Linked DNA regions of Homo sapiens: region 1 is linked to region 2. The links are chromatin loops, found by intact Hi-C in ENCODE. Cell type or tissue: CD14-positive monocyte. All regions are shown on one strand. Links, peaks and the distances in the headings refer to the core of each region. The heading gives the core; the rest is flanking DNA. Region 1 has its middle 37 kb from the start of ZFAND3-DT. Region 2 overlaps ZFAND3 (zinc finger AN1-type containing 3).

Evidence for each region. Hi-C counts contacts between places; a loop is a spot of excess contacts. Peaks named below come from ENCODE experiments on the same cell type or tissue, not always from the same donor. Only the 100,000 strongest peaks of a DNase experiment are listed, where the experiment ranks them.
Region 1: it touches region 2 in a loop (3-fold over the local background); 33 of 110 quality-filtered maps call a loop at or near these places.

The regions. Positions count from the first base shown.
Region 1 is chr6:37,774,876-37,790,770 of GRCh38, forward strand. No RefSeq gene overlaps it. Among named protein-coding and RNA genes, the nearest start is that of ZFAND3-DT, 37 kb to the right of the region's middle. RefSeq lists enhancers at 1,576-2,126, 2,194-3,125, 2,720-2,789. In CD14-positive monocyte, for the core only: no CTCF peak of the experiment used is centred there; no DNase peak of the experiment used is centred there; H3K4me3 peaks cover 1,300 bases; H3K27me3 peaks cover 4,078 bases.
Region 2 is chr6:37,865,537-37,881,431 of GRCh38, forward strand. All of the region lies in intron 1 of ZFAND3 (zinc finger AN1-type containing 3), which reads left to right. Among named protein-coding and RNA genes, the nearest start is that of ZFAND3, 54 kb to the left of the region's middle. RefSeq lists silencers at 1,523-1,723, 2,667-2,736, 14,163-14,363 and enhancers at 12,913-12,982, 15,713-15,895. In CD14-positive monocyte, for the core only: no CTCF peak of the experiment used is centred there; a DNase peak (open chromatin) is centred at 8,565; H3K27ac peaks cover 2,653 bases.

The sequences.
Region 1 (15,895 bases), core at 3,643-11,642, 92 kb before region 2:
AACAGAGTGAGAACTTGTCTCAAAAAAAAAAAAAAAAAAAAAAGGATTTGTCAAATTTGTGATATATATAGGAAAAACTAAGATTTTTTTTTTTTTTTGAGATGGAGTCTTGCTCTGTCGCCCAGGCTGGAGTGCAGTGGCACAATCTCGCCTCACTGCAAGCTCTGCCTCCCGGGTTCACACCATTCTCCTGCCTCAGCCTCCTCAGTAGCTGGGACTACAGGCACCCGCCACCATGCCCGGCTAATTTTTTATATTTTTAGTAGAGACAGGGTTTCACTGTGTTAGCCAGGATGGTCTCGATCTCCTGACCTCATGATCTGCTCACCTCGACCTCCCAAAGTGCTGGGATTACAGGCGTGAGCCACCACACCTGGCCTAAGATTTTTTTTTTTTTTTTTTAACAGAGCCAGTAATTAACTCCACAGGAAGCAGGGTAATACAATTTTCAAAATGTAATCAGAGTCTACTTTTTGGCTCAACCATGAATAATATTTGCAAAATCATAATAAAATAAACATTGAATATTGATGTATTAAAATGTGAAAAAAAGTGGAGCCAGGTATGATGGCGCATGCCTGTAGTCTCAGCTACTCTGGCTGGGGTGGAAAGATCGCTTCAGTCCAGGAGTTAGAGGCCAACCTGGAAACGTAACAAGACCTTGTCTCTATTAAATTAATTTAAAAGATGGAATAAAATGATAAAACTACATTGGTGGAGAAAAAGTGGAGGGTTGGGTTTAGCAAACTTAACGTTTTCATCTTCCATACTATAAAGGCAATAGTTTATACTTAAAACTAAAACATCAATAGGAAAATAAGTATTTTTTTGCATAGAAATCTGAAAATACTAGGAAAAAACCAAAACAGTTAACACTTAAAAATGGCTGCCTCTCAGGAGCAGGACTGCAGGGTGCAGAAGGCCAGTGTGGAAATGGCTGTTTCATTATAAGCCTTTAAGTATTTGACTTTTTAACAATGTCTATGTATAATTGTAATTTATAAACATCAGTGAATATTAATATAATACTAACATGCCAGCCAAACAGAAATTAGTGAGATCGCTAATTTTTACTTCTACCTCCAGCTCTAATTCTCTGAGTCTTTTTTTGAGACAGAGTCTGGCTCTGTTGCCCAGGCTGGAGTGCAGTGGCACAGTTTCAGCTCACTGCAACCTCTGCCTCCCGGGTTCAAGCGATTCTCCTGCCTCAGCCTCCCGAGTAGCTGGGATTACAGGCGTGTGCCACTGTGCCTGGCTAATTTTTGTATTTTTTGTAGAGATGGGGTTTCACCAAGTTGGCCAGGCTGGTCTTGAACTCCTGACCTCAACTGATCTGCTCACCTTAGCCTCCCAAAGTGCTGGGATTACAGGCATGAGCCACCGCACCCGGTCCTCTGAGTCTTCTGTGCCTGATTCTAGCTGTGCCTCAATGCTCTTTGTTCCTCTATCCTCTTCCCACCTCTTCTTTCCTCTCTTCACTCCCTCCTATCTCCCCACTCCCACCACACCCTGACACCATGCTCCTGCCAGTCAGTGAATCTCGGGAGCTGCCATAGTGCCCCCAACTCCCCTCTTACCTCTGGCTTGTCGTCCCCGCCCCCTTGATCTCACCCGCAGTTCAAGGGCTGAACTGAGTGGGCATGAGCACGAAGGCTGTTGTCCGCAGGCCGGGGGCCTATCATCTCCTGAGCCTGTCTTTATGTAAAAGGCTGGTATTCGGTTCTTCATTGTATTAGTTTCTTATTGCTGCTGTCGTAAATTACCACAAACCTAGTGCCTTAAAACAACACAAGTTTATTAGTTCCCAGTTCTGTAAGTCACAGTCTGACACCGGTCTCACTGAGCTAAAAACAAGGTGTCAGCAGGACTTCATTTCCTTCTGGAGGCTCTGGGGGAACATCTGCTTTCTCGCCTTTTCTAGTTTCCAGAGGTTGCTTGCAGTCCTTGGCAGTGGCCTCCAAACGTCTTCAAAGCCAGGCGAGTCTTTCTCACACCATACTTCTCTGACTCTACTTCCGCCATGACATTTCTTTCCCCGATTCCAACTCTTCTGCCGCCCTCTTCTGCTTTTAAGGACCCTTATGATTACATTGGCTCCACCTGGACAACTCAGGCTCCTCCCCCTACCTCAAGGTCTGCTGATTAGCAACCTTTCTTCCGCCTGCACCCGATCTCCCCTTTGCCATATAATTTAGCATATTCACGAATTTTAGAGCACGTAGACCTCTTCAGGAGGGGGGCATCATTCTGCCCGCCACAATCACAGATCTTGTTTTGCATTAATTTTGATTTTTAAAACTAGCTCATTCAAGTATTAAGTCTCTTAATTGCTGAGTTTTTTGGCACCCCTAAAATTTGATGCCTGAGGTGAGTGAGGCACCCTCATCCAGGCCCTGTCTATCTTTCTTTCTTGGCCCACCCCTTCCATCCTCAAGCCCAGCCCAGCCAAGCATCTTGCACCTCAGGCTGCCCAGGATCCAGCCAAGTTCTGCAGGTGGTTTCCCAACCGCATGCATTTCTCTGCTCCGGTTTCAGAAGTGGGGGCTCAGGCTCTCAGGCTGCCGAGTCAAAGATGGGAAGAGAAAATGTTCGATTTCTCCTGGGCCCCAGGGAGGAGTCAGGCCCCAGTCACTAGACACCTGATCCTCCCCTCGTGGCTGCAGAGACAGCAGCCTTAAGGCTGGCCACAAGCAGCGGGGCCTGAAGCTGGAGGAGCGGGGAGGAGAGTTGAAAGAGGATCCTAGCACTGCTTGAAGGTCATGGGCAGCCAGCGGGTGTCTGGGCCACCACAGTGGGGGATACTGGAAAGCTGATGTGGCTCTCACACTGGAGAGGCCCCTGGGAGGTAGAGGGCGTGATTCCCAGCCATCCTAGCAATGTCACAAAGGAGACTGCTGTGTTGTGGGGGGACGGGGGAAGACTGGGAGGGGAGAGGAAAACTGGGAGAGGAGTGGGTCTTCCTGAGGCTGTGGGGGAAGGGGAGTGGCTACCAAACATTCTGCAATGGAGACAGTGCGTACCTGAGTTCTCAGGAAGGTGGGGAGGGGGTGGTAGAAGGAGAAGGGCAAGTAGAACCAGCATGCCGCCGTAACTTACACCTCTCCATGAGCCTGCAAAGCCACCCTCATGGGGAGGCCATGCACTTGAGACCCTACCCTTACATAAAACTTTCAAGTCCCCAGAGCACCTCAACATTCTCATCTGATTCCCACAACCCCAGGAGGCAGGCAGGAGCACCCCCATTTTACAGATGAGGAGGCTCCATGCAGTGACTTCCCACTTTCATCATGGCTCAGAGAGCCCCCACATCTCCCAGCTCCTCCTCTTTGCCTCCTGGCTTCTCTTCCTAGAAGGAAAGGGAGTGTGATGGAGAAAACTGGGGAAGAGGTGAGGGTCCCTGGGCCAGATAAGAGACAAACACCACCACCATTGCCACCCCTAACAACAAAGTGTCTGACTCCAGGAGTTACTGTGCAGGAAAATGCCAAGCTCAACACATCCTCCTGGAGTCAGCACTCCACGGAACTGGCATGAGGATTTTAGGGGCTCCTCCCCTACTGTCCTCCATCCATAACTGCTCAGAACTGCCTGGTGCCCCCTTGCTACCCACATCCACCACTACTGAGGGCCAGACTGTGGGGTCCAGTGTCACTGGTTAAGGCTCCTGTCACCCCATCCCCTGGGGCAAAGGTTGGGCCAGATGCCTCCTCCTTCTACCCTCTGGGTCTCCCTCACCACCTGCTTCAGGGGCCCCTCACTTTCCCAGAGAATGCCCCAGAGATGGAGTTCCCCACTCAGGCCCACAGGCCTACAGACCTCATCTTGCTGGCAGGGCACATTGAGGAAGGGGGTTTCAGAAAAGGTGGTTTCTCTGAATACATTGTGCCCACTCCTTCACTTCATTTTATAGCACTGTACCCAGAGCACTGCCAGCCACATGGCAGGGACTTGGCAAATACAGTATTGATTAATTTACTTCTCTCTCCCTGCCGTGGCAGAGACCCCAGGAAGAATTTGCCCCCTCAAGTGGTCTTGGGGGCAGGCTCAGATATTCAGAAGGTGATGGGATCTCCCTGGGTCCTGCCAGCATGGAAAGCCCTCCTTATGTGCCCAGCATGGCCTGGTGGGAGGCAGCAAGATGGACAAGCTGCCCTCAGAGGCAGGCATGACTGGCAGCTCCCATCAGCAGCTGCCGGTGTTCTCAATGAAGTGAGGTGATAGAGGAGGTCTCCCTTCTCCCTCCCTGCCCCAGGGCTGGCTGGGCCCTCTAAATGTGTCAAATGAGAACCAGGTGCAAATTAAGTGACTGAGGCACAAAGGCATTGAAGTTGGTATTTCCCATCCGAGGTACTGAGGCAAGGTCACTGGGAATCATTAACAGGTGGAGAGAGGGAGGAAGTGGGGCTATTCAGACAGAGGCTGAGAGGCCAGAGGGAAAAGGGTAGGGTGGAGGGGGAGGGAAGAAGGGAAATTTGCACACCATGAAAGGGGAGGGGAGAGAAGAGACTTGGCCCCAGTACCCTCAGTGGGTGAGCTTGGCATGGCCGCCTTGAGGCTGAGGGCTGCCTGTGCTCTGGAGCAGGTGGGGCGGTTTGTAGCATGAACAGAGGTTTCTCTGATCCTCCAGCTGCCTGGATCCCTTATTGCCCAGGGGTGGTGGCCTGGGAGGCTGCCCAGAAGGGCTGGTGACCTGAGGGGCTGGAGGTCCTGGGCCAGGCCCCCCAAGGTCATGCCAGCTGGCCCTCCCCTGGGCCCAATCAGAGGCTTGGAGTGCACAGCTGCCAACTTATGACTCAGAGGACCTGAGTAATTGACCCACAACTAATCACTAATGGTTTGCATATTTTGCATTTACTTTACATTCTCCTGGGGGTCTCTCTGCAATCACTCCCTACAGGCCCCTCCCCCTGCCCCCATCCCCCGTCCTTCTGTCTCCCTGCTATTTCCTCCAGGCCCAGACCCACAGACCCCCATCTCCTGTCCCTGCTCTCTCACCTGGGATCAGATAGGGCAGGTCATGGGTGGGAACATCCAAACTCCATCCTCTCTGACTTGAGGGCGCAGCAAGGGCAGCTAGGGGCACCTTGGGAGTGGCCAAGATCTGTCTGATAATTAATCTTCCTGCTAATGGAGGCTTCTCTGCCATCAGGGCTTTTAAGGAAACTCAGGGAAGTCCTTTAGTGCCATCAGCGCTGTCTCTGAGGTCCATAGGGGGCTCATTAGCAGCCCTCCACCTCACAGTTAGTGGCCCCTCCTCCAAATGGCTGCAGGAAGGGAGGAGAGCAGCCCAAGGCCCTGAGTGGAACTACTGCAGCCTGAACTGCTTCCCCACTACACCCCCCGCCAAATCTCTGAAGTGGAGTGAAGCGGCTCCTGCCTCTCTTCCAAAGTACTCCCCTTAGCTAGAAAGGACCTATCCTAGACAAGGAAAGCAAGGTCCAGAGAGGCTGAGTGATTTGCCCGAGGCCACCCAGGCAGCGGGACAAGCTGAACTGCAGTCGGCTGTAACCTCCTAACCTCAGGTCTCCTCTACCTCCATCCCTAACATGGGGAAAGGCAGCCCTTTCTCCAAGGGCTTTGGAAGGCAGGCAGGCCACTGATCCAGTTGGGACTGACCCCCAGGCCAGAGGCCAAATGGGATGACCCCTGGGAGTTTCCCATCATCCCAGGATGCTGGGGTTCTTTAGTACATTGAACCAGACCTCTTTCACTTTCAGGACAGGCTGTAAAGCTCTCCATTGTTTGTCACAGCAGTTTAAGGCCAAAGAGGCCTCTCTCAGTGAGAAATCAGGTGCAGAGTGGGGTGGTGGGCAGCAGCCCTTTTGGGGCTGCCCAAAAGGAAGGATCGGGCACAGAGGGCTGCAGTTTCCACCTATTCTACAAACAGGAGCACCCCCCTGAGCTAGACCCTCTGCTGGGTGTGAGAAGTCCCAGGAGTGAAAGAGACGTGTTTTACTTTCAGTAAATAACTGATCAAAATGGATGGAGTGATTTGCAGCAAATCTTTTAAAGTATTCTGGGATTCAGTTTCCCCATCTTGTTTTGTTTGTTTGTTTTTGAGACAGAGTCTTGCTCTGTTGCCAGGCTGGAGTGCAGCGGCACGATCTCAGCTCACTGCAAGCTCTGCCTCCCAGATTCAGGTGATTCTCCTGCTTCAGCCTCCCGAGTAGCTGGAACTACAGGTGCACACCACCACGCCCGGCTAATTTTTGTATTTTTAGTAAAGACGGGATTTCACCACGTTGGCCAGGACGGTCTCGATCTCTTGACCTCGTGATCTGCTCACCTCAGCCTCCCACAGTGTTGGGATTACAGATGTGAGCCACCACGCCCGGCCTCCCCCACATCTTTAAGATGGGAATCTGATCTGATGCTCGAGGAAGCCTGAAAGGCCACAGAGAATCAAGTCTCAGGGAGCAGCCACAGATGCTGCCTATTGCCACAGATGCAGATGATTCACAGATTGGAGAAACAACAATATAATTCTGCAGCACAGTACCAGCCATGGGAGTGCTCGAGAAATGGTCATGGGTACTCTTAATATTACTTTGTGGTGGTGGTGATTGCTTTTTGTTTTTTTGAGACGGCGTCTCACTCTGTTGCCCAGGCTGGAGTGCAGTGGTGCGATCTCGGCTCACTGCAACCCCCACCTCCCGGGCTCAAGTGATTCTCTTGCCTCAGCCTCCCGAGTAGCTGGGATTACAGGCACCTGCCACAATGCCCAGCTGATTCGGTGGTGGTTGCTTTTGAGATGTCTTTCTGACCTCAGGTCCCAGGCTGGAAATTCTATATAGCAACCTTCTTTCCCAGCTTCCCACAGATTATGGGGATAGAAGAAATGACATTTATTAAGCACCTGCTGGCACTGTGTTGGACACTTTGCATGTGTTATCCCATTTAACCCTCATGATTTCCTAATGTGATAGCTAATACCTTCCCTCCCTCCCATTTTAGAGATGAGAAAATTGTGGCTCAGAGAAGTTAGGCACCTTGCCCAAGGTCACACTGTTCTTAATGTGCAGAATGTTACAGGTATTAGAATGTGCATGAAGCTTTATTCATAATAGCCAAAAACTGAAAAAAAATCCAGCTACTTATCAGCAGGAGAAGGGTTGAATGACTTGTGGAACGTTCATATGATGGAGTACTCTATAGCAGTGAAAAATAATGAGTTACCGATACAAACAGCAACATGGACAATAGACAGACATAAGTTGAGCAAATGAAGCCAACATAAAAAGATATATACTACATGATTCTATTTATATGAAGTTCACCAACAAAACTAATTTGTGGTGGTAGGGGTCAGAATAATAATTACCTTGGCCGGGTGCAGTGGCTCAGTCCTGTAATCCCAGCATTTTTTTTTTTTTTTTTTTTTTTTTTGTGAGACAGAGTCTTGCTCTGTCGCCAGGCTGGAGTGCAGCGGCGCGACCCCAGCTCACTGCAAGCTCCACCTCCTGGATTCAAGTGATTCTCGTGCCTCAGCCTCCCGAGTAGCTGGGATTACAGGCACGCGCCATAACACCCAGCTAATTTTTGTATTTTTAGTACAGACAGGGTTTCACTATGTCGGCCAGGATGGTCTCGATCTCCTGACCTCGTGATCTGCCCACCTCAGCCTCCCAAAGTGCTGGGATTATTGGCACCTGGCCAATCCCAGCACTTTGAGAGGCCTAGACAGGTGGATTGCTTAAGGTTGGGAGTTCGAGACCAGCCTGGCCAAAATGGCGAAACTCCATCTCTACAAAAAATACAAAACTTAACCAGGCATGGTGGCGGGTGCCTGTAATCCCAGCTAGCTACTTGGAAGGCTGAGGCAGGAGAATCGCTTGAACCCAGGAGGCGGAGGTTGCAGTGAGCCGAGATTGCGCCACGCACTCCAGCCTGAGCGACAGAGCAAGACTCTGGCAAAAAAAAAAAAAAAAAAAAAAAAAAAGAATAATCGTTACCTTAAGGTGATGAGGGGATGAGCTTGAGCTCATGGTGATTGTGGTATGAGGGGACTTCTGGGGGTGCTGGAAGTGCTTTATCTTGATCTAAGTGGTTAGTGTTATGTGAGTGTGTGTATACTATGTAAAAACTCATCCCGCTGTACCCTTAAGATTTTTCTTAACAAAAGAGAAAGTCAATAAATAAATGTCTCATATATATCATTTTAAAAGATGCAGGTCTAAGATTCGGGTAGCTCAGTTAACTCCGGCTGTGCATCCTGGCAGGAAGTGGGGCTGGGGAGGCCGACCCTGCCCACTATCCCTTTGAAGGCACACGTCCTGAGTCTTTGCTCAGGGACAGGGGTGTGAGCTTCCAGTCCCCAGCAGCACACCCTGCTAGCAGCTCTGCTTCCTGTGTCCACCCGGCAACTCGTGGGTAGGGGCACGTTTTCTCCAAGCCGCCCCTGGTTTTGAATTGGGTGGGGTGAGTTCAATAAGACCTTCTTAGGCTTCCCGGGAGGAGGCCTGGGGATGGCAGGAGGCTGGGAGGCCGGGAGAGAGACATTTCTGTGCATTTTGATGGGCCCTGAAGAGCATTCTCCCTGAGTGCTCAATGATATGCCAGAGCATGTCTCAAATGCGGAGGATGGGGAGGCCGGCTCCCTGGCAGATCTTCATGGAGAAGCTGACTCCAGCCGGCTTGTGTGCCCGTCCCAGAGGAGCGGAAACAGAGCCGAAGCCCACACCCCCAGGGCCCAGGCCCAGCCCTTCCAAGTCCGGAGCTCACCCAGCCTGCCCCTCGGCTCCTTCATCCTCCTCCAGACACCGTCCCTTCTTCTGTCTCTGCATTTCCCATCCTCTCCGCCCCTCCCTGTGCTGCTCTGTCTCCACCTCCCTGCCCCTGTCTCTCCATCTCCATCTCTCATTTCTCCCCCAGGCCCCCTGCTCCCCGCTTCCCCGGGCTGTGCTTCCTCTCTAGCCCAATATAAATAATAGAAATTAATTTGTCAGCCAGCACACGCAGCCCAGGCGGCGCAGTAGCGAGCTGAGGAGGAAAGCTGGTCGAAATAATTATTCTTGACTTACGAAATCATTCTTTTTATTCCTGAAGGCTAATGTGCGAGCAGCGCCGGGCCGGGCTGTGCTAATGGCGGACAGCGTGGGCCTGCGGAGGGCGCGCAGCCTCTTCTGTCCTCCTGTAATGAGCAGAGCCCCCACTCACAGCCCATCCCACTCTTCATTTAAAAGGCAAATGAAGCGTGGAGAGGCACTCTCTCGGTTAATGCAGTCACAGGTGTGGTTTTAAACAGGATTTGTCCTCAGGAGCACTCCCTCTGTCCCGAAGTTCCCGTCTCAGAGCGCGCGCTCTCCCCAGGTCAGCTCCAGGCAGGTGTGGGGAGGAAGCCCCTCCGCAAGGGGAAGGAGCCGATGGTTACCGAGGCTCTGCCGTAGGCCAGGCACTGTGCCACGCACGCGACTCGCGAGCACGCGTTGAATCCTTGCAAACATCCCGGGAATGAAGTCGGACAATTATTCCCACTTTTCCCAAGAGAAAACTGAGAGCATAAGCAACTTGTGCAAGCTCAAAGGGAAGAATCACCAGTGACCAAGGGAGATCTACAAACTCTCTCGCCCCGCAAGAGGGTGGAGGGAGAGGGAGGCGGTGGGGGGTTGAGGAGTGTATCAGTCAGTCCTGGCAGGGAACACAGGAAACACGCCAAGGTTTCATTGAAGGGGCATAAATGAAGAGGCTATTTACAGAGGTGGGGGGCAGCTTTAAGGAAACTATGATAAAGCACCCAGGGTGGCTACCATCCCAGGAGGAGAGGGAAAGGGCGGGAGCTGTGGCCATGGGAGCTGGCAGCCCCCGCAACAGGAGCTGCAGCCTACAGCCTTGGTAGAGAAATGTAGCCGCTGCCCAAACTGCCGCCTGGCAGCGAGGGAGGGGGTGGATAGACGCCCTGGGCTTTATCTCCTCCTGCCTTCAGATCTACAGCAGTGCCTCCCATTGCCTGCATCCAATTAAAAGCCAGAGGGCAAGAGAGTCCAGTGATGCAGTCGTAGAGGTCAGCCTTCCAGGCACAAAGCAAAGTGGAGGACAGAAACCAGCACCAGATGAGATGTTCTCCTGGAAGCTTTGGGAAAGGCCATCTCAGTCCCATAGAGACTGGAGACTTTAGGAAGAGAGAGCCCCCAGTCTTGGAAAAACAATTCCTAATAGGAGAGACACCAGTTCCTGTTCATAAGAGGTACCAAGTTGGGCGTCCTTGGACCCAGACATAAGCTGGGGAGCCAGAGAAACCTGGATGGAACAGGGACCCTAAGAAGTGGCTGAATAACCACCAGGAGAGAGGGAGTGGCTTCCTGAACAGGAGCTGACCTGCAAGACCGGAAGAGGGAGGAGGAGAGGAGCTGGCTGAGTGATGAACAGGGGCCAGCACTGAAGTACTGGGAAGAGATGAGGGGCTACAGCGTTGGTGGCAGGGGAGCGCAGAGCCTGCATAAAAGCATCCAGGTAGGAAAAGGTGTCTGGAGAGGTGGGCAGGCAGGGACGGGGGACCCAGGATGACTCCTGGGTCTACCCAGCAGGAGGCTGAGGTCATGAGTGAGCTGTGGGCTGAGTGAATCCGTCTCCCTGCTTCATTTTGGAGGTGAGGCAATGTGGCCAGAAAAGGCTATGATTACCCCAAGCCCACATGGGAACGGCTGGGTGGGCTGCCAAGCCGGCGAGGTGAGTGGCAAGGCCTATGGCTGGAGTGCCCAGCTGGCCTCCCTGCTGCATCTGCGGCCCCTCATCCCATCCATCTTCCTCCCACACAGCAGCCACCGGGATCTTTCCAAAACACGAGCCCGATCACGTCACTCACACTTGAGCCCACTGGATGCTCTCCACTGCACGGATCAAGTCTAAAGTCCTTCACTCCTTCCAAGGCTGACAGGAGGGCCATCAGCCCCCCTACACTTCCCCGTATTGAATCATAGCGTCTTATGTCTGCGCCTTGTGCAAGTTCCCTCAACTTGAAATTCTCCTGCCTGCCCACTCGGGCCCCATCTGGCGCCCAGCCTCGCTGTACTGTCACTTCCCTCGGGATCCTTTCCCAACACTCCTCTGCCTTTCTAGTTCTCCCGTTATAAAACTTACCAGGAGACAAAGGCACCTGTCTGTGTTCTTATCTTTGTCTCCCTGACTGTAAACCCCAGGAAGGCAGTAACTTTGGCTGGGTTGTTGTTACAACCTCACTGCTCAGCAAACGCACAGTGCCTGGCACTTAGTAGGTGCTGCATGTACGTGTTATAATCCATTCAAGGGAACAAGCGAGGAAAGCTTGATGTGTGCTGACATGGAGCCACCACCACGACACACTGTCAAGAATTCAGGACAGGCTGGGCACGGTGGCGCATGTCTGTAATCCTAGCACTTTGGGAGGCCAAGGCGGGCGGACCACTTGAGGTCAGGAGTTTGAGACCACCCTGGCCAACATGGTGAGACCCCCATCTCTACTAAAAATAAAAAAATAGCCGAGGGTGGTGGCGCAAGCCTGTAATCCAAGCTACTCGGGAGGCTGAGGTAGGAGAATCACTTAAACCCAGGAGGCGGAGGTTGCAGTGAGCCAAGATCGCGCCATTGCACTACAGCCTGGGTAACAGAGTGAGACCCTGTCTAAAAAAAAAAAGAATTCAGGACAGTGTGTGTTTGTATAAAACAGAATATACGTGTATTTATGGATCTGTACATAATATCTTCACAAGCAGACTGAAGAAACTGATAAGGTGATTGTCTCTGAGAAGAGCTGGGTGAGTGGAGATAGGAGTAGAAAGACATGATTAACACTAAGTGGGAAATATTTAATAATTAATTGGGGCTGGGCGTGATGGCTCACACCTGTAATCCCAACACTTTGGGAGGATGAGGCAGGCAGATCACTTGAGCTTAGGAGTTGAAGACCAGCCTGGCCAACATGGTGAAACCCCCATCTCTACAAAAAAAGAAAAAAAAAATTAGCTGGGCGCAGTGGCACGCACCTGTAATCCCAGCTACTTGGGACGCTGAGGCACAAGAATTGCTTGAACCTGGGAGGTGGAGGTTGCAGTGAGCTCAGATTGTCCCACTGCACTGCAGCCTGGGTGACAGAGCAAGACTCTGTCTCAAAAAAAAAAAAAAATAATGATAAAAATAAAGGGGTGGCCTGGACACCCTGGAGTGTGGAATTATGGGTTTGGTTTGGAGCAACTTGCCACTGCCACCCACTCCTCCTGGGATGTCCAGCCACCAGTCACCCTAGTTGAGATGCCCAGGTTGTCCCAGGTGCCATCCCAGATCTGAGGTGGACCCTAGGGGTTGGTGCAGACAGCAGCCAAGTGAGTCTTCCCTAAGTGAGGAGGGTCTGGTAGAGCTGTCTCGGGGCTCAGAAGAAAGGCAGGGAAGTGGGGCCTAGAGAGAGTGTCATTTACCTCCCTGCTCCACTGTACAGATCAAGTCTAAAGTCCTTCACTCCTGCCAAGGCTGACAGGAGGGCCATCCTGCTGGCTCTCCACTTCCTCTGAGGACAGAGGGCTGGGAAGAAACTCAAACAGGAGGGATGGAAGTTAGATAGCAGAGAGAACTTCCCAGAAGTAAAGTTCTCAGATCAATGGAATCACACTGTATGTGATTTTGTTGTGCCTGTTTACTTTCACTCAATACCATGTCTGTGAGATTCATCCATGTTGTTGCATGTGGTTACAGGAATTCTCTTCATTACTGAGTAGTACTTCATTGTATAATAAAGGAAAGGGCGGAGCTACGATTTGTTGGTGGTCTGTTCTCATGGTACCTCAGGGCTGGCTAGAGGGCAGGGACTCTGTTCTCTCTTTCCCACATAGTAGAGGAACTGTGTGTGTTCTTTCCCTTGAACTGGGACTAATAATCATAGTTCTGCAGGGCATCACATCAAGTGCAAGCAGTCCACCTCTCCTTACTGCCCCCTCACTCCATTGCTGCCTCTTACCCCAGGTCTCCACTGCATTAACTTCTACCCTCTGCACTCCCAGCCAGCTACTAAACATGGGAAATTGTCTTAAAGCAAAAACCACATGGAAAATTGTACTGAAAGGGTTCAGCCCTTCTCAGGGTGGCCAGCAGAGGTCTGTGGGGTGGGGGAAGGGTAAGGAAGGTGGTGTCGTGGACACAGAAAAGAAGGAAAGCTTCCAAGTTTCTTCTCCCCTGGGGAGCGATGTGGGGAAAGACAAAACTTTCGAAGGACTCCATACACCCCCATAACCAGCCCAGTGACTACACACATCTTCCTGTCTTCCTTCCCATACATGGGTACCCATGCTGATATGTCATGGCTTTGGTCACCAGATTAGCGGAGAAGCCCGTCCCCAAACCAAACTCCTACTCCAACCTAGGGAAGAGGAGGGCTGGCTCTAACACCAGCTCTCAGCTAACTCACCAGGGGATCTTCTACAAGCTCCTCAACCCTCAGGACTTGTTTCCTCAGCAGTAAACTGCAGTAAACCCTGGAGGTTTGATCGAGATAAAGAGCCAGCAAGGGCCTCGAACACCACCTCTTCTTGAAAGAAATATGGCAGCTCATTCTTTGGATGGGGGCATGGGTGGTGCCATTTGTTCAGTGTGTCTGGAGAGAATCCCAGAGCACAAACCAGCATGCCCAGGGCAACATTCCTTACTGATGACTTAGGGGATGGTTGGGGAAAAAGGGCACCCACCTGCTCCTAGAAAGGGGCTGGAGTATGGAACAAGTAAGTGTCCATCCTGCCCTCTCTGAGAGCCACTGCTGTCCACCTGCTCAGCACTCCCTGCCCTTTTCTTAGGCAAAGCTTTCCTTTACCCATCCTGCTTCAGGTGGCCATGGCTGAGAGTGTGCACAGGGGATCTGGGGGAGCAGCAAGACACATGTAACACCCTGGGAAACATTACCATTATTTTTTTTCTTGATATATAACATATATGCAGTAAAGTGCATAAGGCTCAACGGTACAGCTCAATTAGTTTTTACATGTGTGTACTTTCATGTAACCATCACCCAGATCAAGATAGAGAACATTTCCACATTTCCAGCTCCTCAAAATGTATATGCCCCTTCCTAGTCAACACCCCCCAAAAGGTAGCCACAGTTATGATTTCTATTGCCATAAATTAATATGGTCTCTTCTTGGACTTCATATAAATGGAATCACACTGTATGTGATTTTGTTGTGCCTGGTTACTTTTATTCAATATCACGTCTGTGGGATTCATCCATGTTGTTGCATGTGGTTATAGGAATTATTTTCATTACTGAGTAGTGCTTCATTGTATAAATATATATACATGTATGTATCACAACTTTTTAATTTTGATTTTTTTTTTTTTTGAGATGGGGTCTTGCTCTGTTACCCAGGCTGGAGGGCAGTGGCACAACCATAGGTCATTGCAGCTTCGACCTCAAATGATCTTCCCACCTCAGCCTCCCAAGTAGCTAGGACTATAGGTGCATGCCACCTCACCCGGCTAATTTAAAAAGAAAAAAATTTGTAGGCCAGGCGCACTGGCTCACGCCTGTAATCCCAGCACTTTGGGAGGCCAAGGGGGGCAGATTACCTGAGGTCAGTAGTTAGAGACCAGCCTGGCCAACATGGTGAAACCCCATCTCTACTAAAAATACAAAAATTAGCCAGGCGTGGTGGCACGCTCCTGTAATCCTAGCTACTTGGGAGGCTGAGGCAGGAGAATCGCTTGAACCCGGGAGGCAGAGGTTGCAGTGAACCAAGATCATGCCACTGCACTCCAGGCTGGGCAACAGAGTGAGACTCCATCTCAAAAAAAAAAAAAAATTGTAGGGATGGGGTTTTACTATGTTGCCCAGGCTGGTCGGAAACTCCTGGGCTCAAGCAATCCACCTGCCTCAGCCTCCCAAAGTGCCGGGATTATAGGTATGAGCCACTGTGCCTGGCCCAATCACAGTTTATTTATTTAACTTCTTGTTGGTGGACACTTGTGTTGTCTCCATTCGTTAGCTATTCTTTTTCTTTTTTTTTTTTTTTGGAGACAGAGTCTCACTCTGTTGCCCAGGCTGGAGTGCAGTGGCATGATCTTGGCTCACTGCAACCTCCACCTCCTGGGTTCAAGTGATTCTCCTGCCTCAGCCTCTCAAGTAGCTGGGATTACAGGTGCCTGCCACCATGTCTGGCTAATTTTTTGTAGTTTTAATAGAGATGGGGTTTCACCATGTTGGCCAGGCTGGTCTCAAACTCCTGACCTCAGGTGATCAACTCACCTCGGCCTCCCAAAGTGCTGGGATTACAGGCATGAGCCACCATGCCCGGCCTTGTTAGCTATTCTTAATGAAGCTGCTGTGAGCATCCTTGTACCTGTCTTTTGAATAATTCATTATTTTGAGACACATTTCTGACTTTTAAAATAAATGGCAACATACCATTTCCACCTCCTTCCACTGGGTTGTGCCATGCTGGGATGAGATTACTACAACACTACATCATGAACGTATCTGTGGGAGAAGAGGACAGCCTCAGGACCCCCTGGACGGGCCCTAGAAGCCTCCAAATACAGTCTTGGGTCTTCATGCCATGCATGGCACAGCTGAAGCCCTGACCAAGGTCTTCGCCATGAACCTAGGGGTGGGGAAAAGCAGAAAGGGTTTCTAAACCCGCTAGCCTGTACCTAGCCTGGATTTTATGTATGGCACAGATTTAGTTTACAGATGAGGAAACGGGTTTGGGGAGGTGGAGTGACCTGGGTTCAAACCATGGCTCTGCCAGCTGTTAACTGTGTGGTCTCAGACAAGTTTAACTAAGTTCTCTGACCCTCCATTCCCTCACCTAGAAAAATGGGGATAATAATATTTACCTCGCAGTGTTGTCAGGAGAATTAAATAACAGATGTAAATCACCTTGCATAGCACTTGGTGTCTATAATAATGGTTTCTTTTTCTTGTTTGTTTTCTGCTCAAGGTCAC
Region 2 (15,895 bases), core at 4,593-12,592:
TGTACTTAAGCCTTATCTCTGAAGAATTTCCCTTTTTTGATGAAAAGTTAGAAACTACATATTTTACATGCATTGCAACATCTGTGACTTTGGGTTGGGGATGTGGTTTGAACAGTTTGGGTGGACAAAATAAATTGACTTCAGAGTTAAGTTGTAGACTCAGGACACGAAGGACAGTTGTGTTATAGCGTCACAGGTGCAGAGGAAGTCAGAGGCAAGGGAGTTGCCATTTGGAATGGAGAGCTGGGTTAAATAGGAGTAGGTCACAAAGAGTGTGGTCCGTAGGTAGGTTGCAAGTCGAACGGTAGGTGCAAAAGTGCAAAAACTTCTCTTTTCCAACTATGAAACTAGGAGTGGGGCTTTCACCCTTCAGTCTTCCTGCATCTTTAGCTGCTTTACTTAATTTCTGGTCTGTGTGCCCTAATGCCATATCTCTGGTGGCAACTCCTATCTTTTTGCCCCTCACTGCTGTAGAGATGGAGGTCTCACTATATTGTCCCGGCTGGTCTCAAATTCTTGGCCTTAAACTATCCTTCTGCCTCCTCCTCCGCCTCCCAAACTGCTAGATGTGAGCTGCCCCAGGCTCTGTAGTGGCAACTCCTACCTTAACCTGGAGATAGTAGGAGCTCTGTTTGTCCCAGGTGGATAGTAGGAGAGTTGATTGGAATTGTTCAGCTAAAGGGAAGCTTTTTAAAAAAAGTATGTTAGAATGGGATTAGGTGAGATTATCATTCTTTTATTTTCCAGTCTTTTTTGTTTCTTCCTGAAATTAGATTTGAGGGTGGTATTGTGAAGTTAGGTGGTTTGGTCTATATATAGTTTGCCCAATGTTGTTATATGATGTGGTATTTGAGAGAACTCTAAATTATCTTGATAACCCCCACTTCTTTTTTTCTTAGATGATTAATAAGAATAGAATTAAATTAAAAGACAGCTTTTTAATTTTAAAGACATTATTAGACTGTCCAAACATGTCTGAATTCTTAGAATTAAAGGGAAGTTTGAAATTAAAATATTGGCTTATCCAGAAAGTAGTCATGTTAAGGCTGTTTTGTTGACTGCTTGATTAAAAATTAGGTTACCCAGTGGTTTTCACAGGACACTCCCAAAGATTGTTGAAAAAGACATTTTGAGTGTAGAAGTATCTGAGATACTGGTGCACTGTACTTGGTGTAGTGTATTATCCAGTGACCTTTGAATTTTCTGTGTCACTTAAAGAAAAGAGGTTCTTATTTTTACTTCAATCACTGTAAATGTCAGTGAGAGATAGCTCTGTGGTCACTGACTTTCAACAGTGGTAAGGTCAGGTAAGAACTTCACGAAGCCTTTTAGGAATTTGTCTGTAAAGGGCACTGTGTTGTCATGAAACATACGGACTGCTTTACTAAGGACCTGGGATGCTCACACAGAAGGCAACTCCATTTGTGGAGAAGGCTTATTTTGTCTGAATTGTTTAATGTCTTGTCTCAGACAGATGATGACTCAAAGTCAAATGTTCACCTTTAGGGGACCCAAAAGGATACAAAAGAGAATGCATAGTAATGATTGGCCTATAGGCGGTTGAGTGGCAAAGCTAGTTTAAAGAAGAAAAATCCTTCCTATCTTTTTTTGTAGTTCTGTAAGCATTATTTGAAGAAACTTGGATTTCCCTGTGTGCTTTAAAGTGAAGTGCATGTTGTGCAGTAAAGAAGCAGATCTAACCTCATTGTGGAACTTGCTTGCTGTGGTGAATCACAGAAGGAATGATGTGAAGGCAACATTTATATTTTCGTGCGTGAAAAATTCATATGAATCACAGACAGAAACTCAGAAGTGGCCATGTCACTCTGGTTTCTCTGTTAAGGAGCTGTGGTCCTAAGCTTGCTGCTGACAGGTAGCGAATTAGAAATACATCTTCAAATTACCAATTTTTCTGCTGCATCTGCTGCATTTTAGACTAGTAAAGGGAAGGAGCAGACCAATGATTATGCCCTTTCCTCTCTGTGGCACCCCTATTTAAGGAAAGGGGATTTGAGGTTGTTGTATGGGTCCTTAATGTGGGTTTAAAAATTTTTCATTCCACATTAGTGGTACTTGTCCAATTTTTTTTGATCAGCTAATGAAATATAATAACTGTTTGCATATTTTACTGCCTATTCGCCATAGTTACCTAAACTAGTGGCATTGCTAGAAAATGTTGAGAATTGTCACAATAAGAACCAGTACTCAGTCTTTGATAAAGTTCCCAAAGTATGCTTTGTAGGAGGGACTAATTGTCCATTGTGACATGAACCTGAATATTAGAGATAGTGTACTATAGTGAAAAAGTACTTTGGGTGAAAGACTGGATTCTTGCCTTGGCTTTCTTACTTGAGTATATGATTTAATATTTTTGACCGAGAGTTGCTATTATACCAGGGGACAATAACTTCCTCCTTTTTTCTTTTTGTTTCACATTTAAACAGGGTGGTTGTTAAGACCAGTGAGAGATAAATAAGCTAATGTAAATGTTGACACCTGCTACTTGAAAGTTAAGAATGATGTTAATTGTTAAATTTTTCTTAGATGTCTTTACTAGATTGAAATTTCCTTTAATTCTTAATTTGATGAGTTTTTTCCTTCATAAATGTGTATTGACATGTGTCAAATGCTTTTACTGCATCTTTTGAAATGATGATATGGTTTTTCTTCTTTATTCTGTTAATGGGGCATTCCCTGCCCTGTAGGAGTGATAGTTGAATAGAAAGAAAAACAAAGAAATGGTAATATCTGTTGTGATTGAGGGTTACAAAAGATGCAGTGGGAGTGTAGAGAGAGGAGTAATGAAATCAACCTGATAAAGTTAGGAAAACTTTCAGAGAAACTGGAACAAGATGGAGCTTTGGCATTTGTGATAGAGGGAGGGAGGGGAGTGGTATATCTTGGGCAGAGGACATGGCCATTGTAGTGGGAATATGGGGTACATAGTGGAGGGTACTACCTAGAGATGTGACTGTAGCGCGGGGCTGGGGTTGTGAAAGGAGCATTACATGCTGTGTTAAGGTTTCTGTCTTGTATGTGGTTATAGGAAGCCAAAAACCAAGCCAAAGAGTTTTGAGAAAGTGAGGAATGTGATGAGATTTTTGTGAAAGATCTCTCCTGCAGTATTATGGTGTGGGTGTTGATGAGTTGTTTTAACAACCTTACATTCCTGTGATAAACGTCACTTGGTCATGATGAATCATTTTTAAATATATTACTAGACTCCATTTGTTAGTGCAGTATTTTGTTAAAGATTTTTGCATACGTGCTCATGTTTTCTTTGTCACAATTTGATATGAGGTGTTATGCTTGCCTCAAAATCAGTTGTTAAATATTCGTCTATTTTTCTGGAAGTGTTCAATTGATGTTAGTTATTCCTTAAATGTTTGAGAGAATTTGCCATTTGAACCTGTGGTTTGGTTTGTGTGAATATTCGCATTTGATAACAAATTCAGTTAGTAGAGTTAGGGCTATTAGGATTTTTTAGTCTATAGTATGTCAATTTTGATAAGTTATATTTCTCATGGAATATGTCCATTTTGCCTAAGTTGTCAGATTTTTTTGGCATAAAGTTCATTGTATCGTTCATTTAATAATATATGTATGGTCTGTAGTGATTTTGTCTTTATTTATTTATTTTTTGAGATGGAGTCTCGCTCTATCATCCAGGCTGGAGTGCAGTGGCACGATCTTGGCTCACTGCTGCAACCTCCACCTCCCGAGTTCAAGTGATTCTCCTACCTCAGCCTCCCGAGTAGCTGGGATTACAGGCGCACCACGCCTGGCTAGTTTCTGTATTTTTAGTAGAGATGGGGTTTCACCATGTTGGCCAGGCTGGTCTCGAACTCCTGACCTCAGGTGATCCACGTACCTGGGCCCCCAAAGTGCTGGGATTACAGGCGTCAGCCACCGTGCCTGGCCGTTATTTTGTCTTTCATTCATGATATTGGTTAATCTGTATTTATCAAGTTTGTTAATTTTTTTTTTTTTTTGAGATAGGGTCTTGCTGTCACCCAGGCTTAAGTGCAGTGATGTGGTCATAGCTCACTGTAACCTCCAACTCCTGGGCTCAGGCAATCCTCACACCTCACACTCCTGAGTAGCTGGGACTACAGGCGCACACCATTGTGCCTGGCTATTAAAAAAATTTTTTTTTGTAGAGTTGGGGGTCTCACTTTGTTGCCCAGGCTGGCCTCGAACTCCTGGCCTCTAGTGATTCTCCTGCCTTGCCTCACAAAGTGCTGGTATTATAGATGTGAGCTACTGCACCCAGTCTTGATTTTGTTAATCTTAAAAAAAAAAAAAATTAACTCTTGCCTTTGTTCATTTTCTCTATTGTTTTTGTTTGCCCTGATGTTTGCTTTTATTTTTCTTTCTTTCCTTCTATGTTGGGTTTAATTTGGTCTTTTTCTAGTGTCTTGAGCCAGAATCTTGGGAGATTTTATAACTTTCTTCTTTTCAGATATTGGCATTTAAAGCTATACATTTTTCTCTCAGTACTGCTTTAGTTGAATTCCACAAATTTCGGTACGTTGTGTTTTTATTTTGATTAAATTCAAAGCATTTTCTGATTTCATTTGTGATTTTTTTCTTTGAAGTGTGTTGTTATTTAGAAGTGTGTTGTTAGCTGGGTGTGGTGGCACACGCCTGTAGTCCCAGCTGTTTGTGAGCCCGATGTGGGAGGATTGCTTGAGCCTACAGTGAGCTGTGATTGTGCCATTGTACCCCAGCCTGGGCGACAGAGCGAGACTGTCTCAAAAAAAAAAAAAAAAAAAAAAAAAAAGGGCGGGCACAGTGGTTCATGCCTGTAATCCCAGCACTTTGGGAGGCCGAGGCAGGTGGATCACCTAAGGTCAGAAGTTCGAGACCAGCCTGGCCAACGTGGTGAAACCCCGCCTCTACTAAAAATACAAAAATTAGCCAGGCATGGTGGCACGCGCCAATCCCAGCTACTTGGGAAGCTGAGGCAGGAGAATTGCTTGAACATGGGAGGTGGAGGTTGCAGTGAGCCAAGATAGCACCATTGCACTCCAGCCTTGGCGACAGAGCAAGGCTCTGTCTCAGAAAAAAAAAAAAAAAAAAGAGCACTTAACATGACCTTCCACTGTCTTTTGGCCTTAGTTATTTTTTTAACTAAGAAATTAGTAATTCTTTTGTGAATGAATGAGACAGGGTCTTGTTCTATTGCTCAGGCTAGAGGGCAGTGGTGCGATTATAGCTCACTGCAGCCTCAAACCCCTGGGCTTCAGTGATCTGCTTCAGCCTCACAAATAGCTGGGATTACAGGTGTGCACCACCACTCCTCGCTATAAATCAGTAATTCTTATGATTGTTTTCTTATATGATTTGTCATTTTTCTCTGTTTTAGCAGTTTTGTCTTTTTCGTTGTTGACCATTTGACTATGATGTGCTTAAGTGTTTTTCCTTGTATTTTGTCCTGCTTATGTTTCATTGATCTCCTAGAACCTGTAAATTTCCATCTTGTACTCCGTTTGGGAAAATTTTGGTCATTATTTCTCCAAATATTTTTCTCTGCCCCATTCTCTCTTAGTTCTGATTATAGAATTCCAATTATACCTATTACATGTAGGTTTAGACCTTTGATGTTGTAATACACAGTACTCTTCAGTTTTCTTATTTTTTCCCTCTGTGTTGTTCAGATTGAATAGTATCTATTCTAAGTTTACTGACTCTTCCTGTCATCTTTATTTTGTATCCAGTGAATGTTCTTATTTTGGTTATTGTAATTTTTGGTCCAGAATTTGTGTTCTTTTATGGTTTCTGTTTCTTTGCTGAAATTTCCTATTCATTTATTAAGAGACTATTTTACTCTTTAATCCTTGAGCATAGTTATAGTAGCTGCTTTAAAATTCTTGTCTACAAAGAAAGACTGGGGAACTGTCTCAGACTGGTGGAGACTGAGAATATGTAGCAACTAAATGCAGTGTGGCATCTTGGATTGGATCCTGGGCCAGAATAAAGATATTGGTGGATTGATTGGCAGAATTTACATAAGGTTTATAAATTCCTTGATAGTATTGTATCAACATTAATTTCTTGGTTTCTATAGCCATATTAGGGTTATTTAAGATACTAACATTAGAGAAAACCAAGTGAAGGTAGCTTAAAAAAATCCTTCTCTAATTACACATTCAGGTTATCATAGTGTTGGTCTGCATAGATCACCTTTTCTCTTTGAGTATGGGTCATGTTTTCCTGTTTCTTTAAATGTCTAGTAATTTTGAAATGCATCCTAGACATTGTGGACAATTTATTATAGAAATACTGGTTTCTGTTGTATACCTCCAAATAATATTAATTTTTGTTTTAGCAGGCATTTCACTTGAATGGTCTCAAAATTGAAACCATCTTTCCCACCACCATCAGCAGCTAAATTCTTTATTCAGTTTTTAGTCTTACCTGGGCTGCTGTAGTCTATCCCATGCATGTATATTTCATGGATCAGCTGGAGATTTGGGCCAAGTTTATAGGTAGATTTGAACCTCTCCATTTCTGGCTTTCTCCTTTTCTTGATTTCCCCCTCCACTTTCCACCTGATAGAATCACTCTGAACTCTGTCATCTGGTTCTTCATCTCAGTAAGACAGTAGTTTCTATCTGGATTCTATTACCTAACGTGGCTTACGTAGGCCTTCCCTCAGGCAAAAAGCCATTTAGAAAAACAAAAGGAAACTTTCTCAATGCAATTCCCATTTTCCGGTGCAGACTCACAGTTTCTGCCTGGTTTTGATTGCTGTTCAGCGCCTTCAGGTAGTTACTTTTTATGTTTTGTCCAGAGTTTATGGTTTTTACGTATGGAACAGTGGGGCCAGTAGGAACATATTCAGTTCCACTTCTAGTAATCTTAGGAAGTATCTCCTGGAAGTGGAACTTGTTTTTTGTTAACCTTTTTTTGTTGAAATATATCATACACACCCGCAGTAGGGAAATAGAATATTACCAAAACCTCAGAAACCCCTTTCATTTCTCTTCATGTCCCTTCTCAGTCATTACTCCCACTTGCCTCTCCAGAGTACCACTCTCCTACTCTGGCACCATAGATTAGTTTTGCTTGTTACTGAAATTTACGTAAATGATATCATTCATAGGTTTTGCTTTTTGTTTGGCTTTCATCTTTGTGTTTATGAGGTTATTCTATGTTGCATGTAATTTGTTCATTCTCATTGCTGGGAAGTATTTCATTGTGTGAATTTACTGTGATTAGTTTATCCCTTCTACTGTTGATGGGCATTTGGATTACTTTCAGTCTGGAGCTATTCCACAAAGTACTGCTTAAACATTCTTTTACGTGTCTTTTGGTATACATGTGTATGCATTTCTGCAACCTTAGTACATGCTGCCAAACAGTTGGCTAATGTGGCAGAACTTAATTGTTTCATTGCATTAACAAACATTGAGTTTTTAGCTTTTAGAAAATTGGGGCCAGGTGTGGTGGCTCACGCCTGTAATCCCAGCACTTTGGGAGGCCGAGGTGGGTGGATCACGAGGTCAGGAGATCGAGACCATCTTGGCTAACACGGTGAAACACCTTCTCTACTTAAAAACAAAAAAAACCCCCCAAAAAATTAGCCAGGCGCGGTGGCGGGTGCCTGTAGTACCAGCTACTTGGGAGGCTGAGGCAGGAGAATGGTGTGAACCCGGGAGGCGAAGCTTGCGGTGAGCCGAGATCACGCCACTGCATTCAGCCTGGGTGACAGAGCGAGACTCCGTCTCAAAAAAAAAGAAAGAAAATTGGAACCTAAGGAGTTAATGCAGACACAATTAATCATTCTTTCTGTGTGCTACCCCCTAGGGTTTGGTCAATAAATCGGTATTTTTATAATAGAAGGTAAACACAGCCCTAATTCATACATAATCACTTGTTTGCTTGCTTGCTAGAGCCTGTCGAATTTTATTGGGATCATTTATGCGGTTGTGATTCTTGGATCTATCGTTGAGAGTTGTATGAGGTATTTTATATAGTTTTATCCGTCACATAAGTTCTTGCTGACAGTAGTGGACTTAACAGATTGATGGTCCAGGGATATGTAAATTGTCTGTTGACCTAATTTTTAGAAGAAAAGCAGAATAGTGAAGGTCAGCTGGAAGATGGAAAATGATAACAAATTGATCTTCTTAGGGAGCATGTACAATATAAGGTGTGATGTTTTGTAACACAGTAGTTTTTCTCAGATTGGCACACTTTTCTGGAAAGTGCTATATTTTAGCCTTTGTGGGCCACAAGCTCTCTGTTGCAGCTACTCACCCCTACATTGTGAACACAAAAGCAGTTTGTCATAGGTAATACATAAACGAATAAGGAATAAATGTGACTGTGTCCCAGAAAAACTTTACACTGAAATTCGAATTTCGTATAATTTTCACGTCTCAGAATAACATATTTTTTTTAACCACTTGAAAATGTGGAAACCATTTGTATTCATCTGCCAGGGCTACTGTAACAAAGTGTTGCAAACTAGATGTCTTAAGCAACAGAAATTTATTGTCTCATGATTCTTTCTGAAGGCTGTAAGTCTGAAATCAAGGTTTGTTGGCAGGGTTTGTTCCTCTTCAGGCAGTGAAGGAAGGATGTTTTCCAGGACCTTCTTCTTGGTTTGTAGATGGCCATCTTCTCCCTGTGTGTTCACATCATCTTTCCTCTGTATGTATCTGTCTCTGTGTACTAATTTCCCTTTTTGGCCGGACGTGGTGGCTCACGCCTGTAATCCCAGCACTTTGGGAGGCCAAAGCAGGCGGATCACCTGAGGTCGGGAGTTCGAGAACAGCCTGATCAACACGGAGAAACCTCGCGTCTATTAAAACTACAAAATTAGCTGGGTGTGGTGGCGCATGCCTGTAATCCCAGCTACTCAGGAGGCTGAGGCAGGAGAATCACTTGAACCCGGGAGGTGAGGTTGCAGTGAGCCGAGATCGTGCCATTGCACTCCAGCCTGGGCAACAAGAGTGAAACTCCGTCTCAAAAAAAAAAAAAAAAAAAAAAATTCCCTTTTTTACAAGGACACCAGTCATATTGGATTAGGGCCCACCCTAATGATCTCATTTTAACTTGATTGCCTCTGTAAGACCCCATGTCCAAATAAGGTCACATCTGAAGTATTGCAGGTTAGGTCTCCAACATATCTTGTTTTTGTTGCCAGGGGTTTAGGGTAGGGGAGGGACACAATTCAACCCATAATACCATTCTTTCTTTTTCGTTTTTGTAGAGATGAAGGTCTCGTTTTGTTGCCCAGGCTGGTCTCAAACTCTGGACTCAAGCAGTCCTCTCGCCTCAGCCTCCCAAAGTGCTGGTATTACAGGTGTGAGCTACTGTGCCTGGCTCTGTAACACCATTCTTAGCTGTGGGGCTGAAAAATATGGCTAAAGGGCTAGACTTTATCAGCTGGCTGCACTTTGTCAGCCCTTGGCTTATCTGATTGTAGGAGAGATGATACCTGTAAATCTTACAAAGGCCTGTGTAGATGTATCTTTGAATGAGATGGCTAATCTTGTGTACCTTTCAAATACACCAGAAGAACAATAATCATTTTCATTTTTGAATGTGAAGGACAGCAGTTTATACTGATGTACCTGAGTATAGGATTATGTCTTCTCAGACATTTAGAATTCAGGTTCAAATACCATTTTTGTGTTATTTTTAATTTTAAAAATAATAGACTCACCCTGGCCCCCCAATTGGAGATATTTTTGGGAGTGGATTGGAGTTGCAATGTAATAAAAGAAGGCTTGGAAAGTGATTTGAAATAGTTGTCCAGCATTTTGTAGAGATGCTTTTAAGGATTTTATAAACATTTGATGAAAGTGTTATTTTAGATGTTATTCAAAAAATAAACTTAATTTTAGTACATGATTACCAATAATGCATTAGTTGTTGCTGTTCTGTTAATTCATTTTTGTGAAGATCTTAAAAGTAAATGATTTTTTTTTTTGGCCTGCTCTACTTAAAGAGCATCCCAGAACTCTGAGGTGAACTGTTTAAAATAAAGATAAATCTGTTATCAGCAACTTATGTTCATGAACAAGATTTTCTTCGTTGTCATCTATATATTAGTTCTTGTTTATGTAATAGTTAATTTCTGTATTTTTTTTTTTTTTTAAATAGAGATGAAGTCTCATTGTGTTGTCAGGCTGGTCTTGCTATGTTGCCCAGGCTGGAGTGCAGTGGGGCAATCACAGTTCACTGCAGCCTTGACCTCTTTCGCTCAAGTGATCCTCCCGCCTCAGCCTCACAGGTAGCTGGGACTTCAGGCATGCACAACCATGCCTGGTTAATTTTTGATTTTTTTTTTTTTTTATTGGTAAAGATGAAATCTTACTATGTTGCCCAGGCTGGTCTCAAACTTCTGGGCTCAAGTGATTTTCTCTCCTTGGCCTCCCAAAGTGTGGAGATTACAGGCCCAGCAGTAATTTGCTTTATAATATGTGAATGTTTTATATTTGAACTTAGGAGATATATTTACCCTAAAATCACTTTTTTTTCTATTTTATATTCACGTTCTTTGCAAGGTTTAATTTGAAAGAAAGTTTTACTGTTTGAAAATTTGGAAAATTGCTGATTCAGTATATGTAACAAATTGGAAAAGGTGAAGCAGGAAATAAAGGAAATTGGTTATTTTAAATTGAGTTAATATTCTGATGGGGAGGGCACAGCAGAAATGAAATCAGTTCAAATTTCTGTTCCAAGTTTTGTTTTCATTTCTTTGACAACTTTTAGAATCCCGTAGGCATTGATTTGTTTCTGCCTTCAACTTCAGTAGATACAACTTAATTATTTCCTGTTAAGTAGAGTTACTGGTAGCTCCTGAAAAGGTGAGAGAACTTCTTACCTACGTGTTAGTGGTAAGTGAAGTCATCTCAGTCAGCATTACGGCAAAGCAGGTAAGTCTAAAAAGGCTTTAAAGTAAAGGTACTGCTTGACTGCCAATAAAATATAGAAGAAAATAGAGAAAAGAAAGAGCCCCTACTGTTGTAAAGGCTGTATATTTGGAATATGTTCTCATTGTAGGAGTTCTTGTATATATTCATGTAGTTGAAATGATCAGAGGTAATGAGATAGTTAATTTTATCTCTGGTCAGTCTTTCATATCAATTCGTACTCTAAGAATTTGTAAAGAATGGCTGACATGGTGTGTGTCTTAGTCTGTTTGAAAGGCAGGGGACATTTTGGAGTGTGGTTGAAAGAGCAGTAAGCCTCTTTTGCATATATTGATAGGAAAATAATGTTTATAACCATGACCCTTTTGGCTTGGGACACTCATCTCATGATCTTTTTGCCTGTGAGATTAAAATACACGTACATATACCTTGGCTAATTGAGGTTATTTTCGATGTTTAGTTGTTTTTATGCTATTAAATTCCTTTGCTTTGAAGATATTCTTTGTCCACTGTGGAGACTCTGGAAATGCATCAATTAGTTCTATGCCTGCAACAATCATTTCCTTGAGTGACACACAGATCCTAGGTTTTAATCTTTGTGTATTTATGCAAGTACTTTATGTATATGAAAGGAGGGCTGGAGGGTTTTGTATAGGTCTTTAATTACACACACGTGCATGCGACATTTTTAAAATTTATTTCACCAGTGGGAATCAATAAAGTGGGTGATTTATTGTTTATCCTGATTATGGACAAATCATACCACTTCTTTCTTGGGAGCATTGTTTTGTTGGTATTTCTTCCACACTTGTGAGGGAAAAAAAGTCCTTAGTGCAGCATTGTCATTTCTTATCCTGTACATATTTAATATGAACCTCAGATTATCATGGAAATTGATTGTTTCCTTGGTAGCTGGTTGTGGAGTGTTTTTGTTTTTGTTTTTGTTTTTTAATTTTTCCCTGTAAAGAATTGAAGGGTATCAGAGAAAAAAGCAGGAGTCCAGACGAGATAATGGTGGCTTGGATTACAGTAGTAATAGAGGAGATGGTGAGAAGTAGTCAGTTTGGGGCTATGTTTTTGCAAGCCTTGTGATAGACTGGATGTGAGGTGAAAGAAGAGGAGTCAGAGATAATGCTTAGGTTTCTAGTTTAGCACTGAGCAATCCAGTGGATGATGGTTTCACTTACTGAGGTGGGAGGATCTACTGTGTAAACATAATTTGTTAAGAACTTTACATGCTTGATATTGCTTACTTGTGGCAGGGCTGGGATTCAAACCCAGGGAGGCTCACAACAAAGCTAGTGTTCCAAACACTACAAAGTACTATGTATTAATAGCTTCTTCTGGGAACTACTGATATTGAGAGGAGATGCGGAGAGAGAATGAAGCAAGAGCCAAACCAGACAAAGTCTTGGTCAAGCTAAGAAGTCCGAGTTTTATTTTAAGTGAAGCAGACGCTGGAAGGTTTTAAGCAGGGAATGACTTAATCAGACTTACACAATGCAAAAAGATCAATCTGGCTGCTTTCGTGGAGAACAGATTTTAGAAATGAGGTAGGAACAACAGCTGTATCAGTCCAGGCAGGAGATGATGGTGGCTAGATGGTTGGTGACAGCAGTAGTTGGAGAGAAGTAGGCAGATTGGAAACAAATTTGCAATACAGTGAGAGTTGTGTGGGAACTCGTACAAATGTGGACAGCCTGTGACACTGGAGGGAAAGTATGATCCGATCCAATCCAATCCCTATTTGATTTATGGAGGTTCTCCACACAGTCATTAGCTCAGCTTGAGTCACTCCAGGAGCTCACTGCCATTACTATCCGTGGGACAGTGGGAGAGACAGATTGAGGGCAGATCACTGGAGTGATGAAGGGGGCTTGATGCAGCACTATGTGTGAGCCCTATCCTGAATGAGTTTGGACAGACAGAGGCAAGCCGAGGTCAGGCCTTGAACGCCCTGCTGAGTAGAGGGTTGTGTTGTAGGCTCCCCAGCGCTTGATGTAGCTCTGAGAGGTGAGGCAGGGCTTGATGTAGCTCTGAGAGGTGAGGCAGGGCTTGATGTAGCTCTGAGAGGTGAGGCAGGGCCTAGATCCCTCCCGCTTGGCATAGCCCTGCCCCTGTGACCTGAACACCCCACAGCAGCACCCTGGGGCTGAGCAGCTGGGGAGTCCCACCACTGGCAGCTACAGCCTCCTCCTCTGCTGGCCGAGGCAGTTTGTCCTGCTGGTTGTGTAGTTTCTTGAAACTAGGAGAAGTGAAACAACTTCAAGCTGTTAGATTTGGGAATTAGTTTAGTTTCTGGAAAGGATTTGTCCTAGCCTAGTCTGGTTGATCAGATTTTTTAGTGGCAAGGAAGAGACACTTAGTAATCACAGGGATGGAATGAGAGGTAAACATTTTGTGTCATTTATTATATAGGCACCCAATCTCCGTGTTCCTGGTGAAGTTCTTAAGAAGCTAGGAAAGTGTCTGTTTCTCCAGGACAGGTCAGCTGCTCCAGGTAACCTTTCCCAGCCCTGTGAGTTAATTCTAGAGCTGGATTGGATTGATTTTAGCATTCTTGTGCCAGGGTCAAATATCCTTCTTGGTCACAACTGGAGTCAGGAATCTCAGAGGAAGAGCCCCTTATCCCCAACCCGTATGTAGTTGAGTATTAGCCAAAGTAAATTGATTTTTCTTCATCCAAACCCCTGTGACATGTGTAACTGTTGGTTTTATGTTCCTTACAAAGTATACCTTGGAGAAATCACTGAAGAGTGGGATAGGGTGAGAGAATAGGTTGGGACCACCATGCTCAGAACTATCTTTGTATGTGATGGGATGCTTAATATCACTTCTTTGGTCCAGCAAGAACAGGTTTCTGCTTTACCTCTAATTCCAAATGCAGAAGTTTTTTTTGTTTTTTGTTTTGTTTTTTTTTTGTGGGGGAGCGGGTGGTGGTGGTGCAGGGAGTAGGTAGGGGAAGATTGGTGTTAGAAATGGGGGGAATTGCATGGAACCATCTTTATTATTCTTGATACCCACATGGACTTGCATACTTGGGTTAGTTATTTCTTGTGGCTGTGAAATGGAGTTTTCTCTCTGTGTAACTGACAAATATATAGGTATATCTGTGTACTAGAACCCAATTAAATGAGTTAACTGTAATTAAAGGTACTTAAAAATGTGTGTTTCTTAAACTTTATTTTGCCTGTATTTGGTGAATATTTTAAAAGAGTATTCAAGTAACTGGGATGAATGAGCATGCTTTTTCTCAATCTGGATGATAGTAAATTCATTATTGGTAGAAGATATTATCCTGCCTGTTATAGAACTTTCAGAATGTGAGTTAGGGTATGAAATACTGAATAACACTTGAAACCAGATATATCTGGTACTTAATTCTTTTGAACTGAATACTGCATTATTTTCAGGATAGCATGAAGATGTTGGCTTGGAACTTTTGAAGGGGCTGCGTTATAGACTCTGCATGGAGACAAACCATTAGTACTAACCACCTGGCTGTATTCTAAGGCTTAAAAGCAAAATCTTTATGTGTGATGTTTTGTATATTTGGCTTAAAAAATTCACCAGCTTTTAGAGGTTGTGAGATATGGGTCATTTTTGTTCAGATAAGAGAGGTCAATAAAGCATTTACTAACATGAAATGTTTTTCTTTTCTCCTTTCTCAGTATTAAAAGAAAGGTGAATGGACAAAAAGCCAATAAAGGGCTTAATTTTAAAAATGTAGCAACAAAAACTCACACTCTGGCTGTCATGGTACTTGAAGCTTCATATTTCAAAACTGTATTAACAGCTTTAGAAATAAACTTTACAGTAGCTGCATGGTGTCAACCAGTGCTTTTCTCCTTTGCTTTATCCTATTGTGTCAGCAGGGATGTTGCAGCAATTCTTTTTGATCTAAAAATTACTTTGTTCTGGAGCTGAAAAAGAAAAATGTTCTAATCTCCCACTAAAATTTTACCTGACAGTGAGGTCAGTCAAACAATGGAATAACTTGCTAAGGGAGTTCAGTGAGAATCTTTCACCAGAGATGTCCTGAAGTTGACTAGAATGAGCCAGTTGGAATCTGAAGATCAAGTTGGAAAAGTCCTCCAGGATGAGATACCCCCTCTGAACCAAATTTTTAAAAAGGAGTTAAAAAGTGTGTATTACAAGGTTTGAGAAAACAGTGCCTATTTATTCAGAACTTAGTTTCAGGTCTGTTTTGTACTTTACAAAACATCTTTCATGAAGGATATATTTGATAATGGAAAGTATTTTTTTTTTAAAGCTGTATAGTTCTGAATCACAAATGATTGTGCTATCGTGTATATTCTGAAAAGTTCGTGATTAAATCACCTACTGTTGTGTGCTAGCACCTCATAAAAAATACTCTTCAATGAGATCACATGGACACAGGAAGGGGAATATCACACTCTGGGGACTGTGGTGGGGTCGGGGGAGGGGGGAGGGATAGCATTGGGAGATATACCTAATGATAGATGACACGTTGGTGGGTGCAGCGCACCAGCATGGCACATGTATACATATGTAACTAACCTGCACAATGTGCACATGTACCCTAAAACTTAGAGTATAAAAAAAAAAAAAAATACTCTTCAAGGGAAGGCTGATTATGATAGTCTTTATTTTTATTTATTTATGTTTTTTGTTTTTTTGAGATGGAGTCTTGCTCTATTGCCCAGGCTGGAGTGCAGTGGTGCAATCTATACTTACTGCAGCCTCCACCTCCCGGGTTCAAGAGATTCTCCTGCCTCAGTCTCCCAAGTAGCTGGGACCACAGCTGCACGCCACGATGCCCAGCTAATTTTTTATTTAATCTTTTTGTATTTTTAGTAGAGATGGGGTTTCCGTATGTTGACCAGCCTGGTCTCGAACTCCTGGCCTCCAGTGATCTGCCCACCTTGGCCTCCCAAAGTGTTGGGATTACAGGCGTGAGCCACTGTGCCCAGCCTATGATAGTCTTTAAATTAAAGACCTAGTTGGGTGGCTGGCAAGAC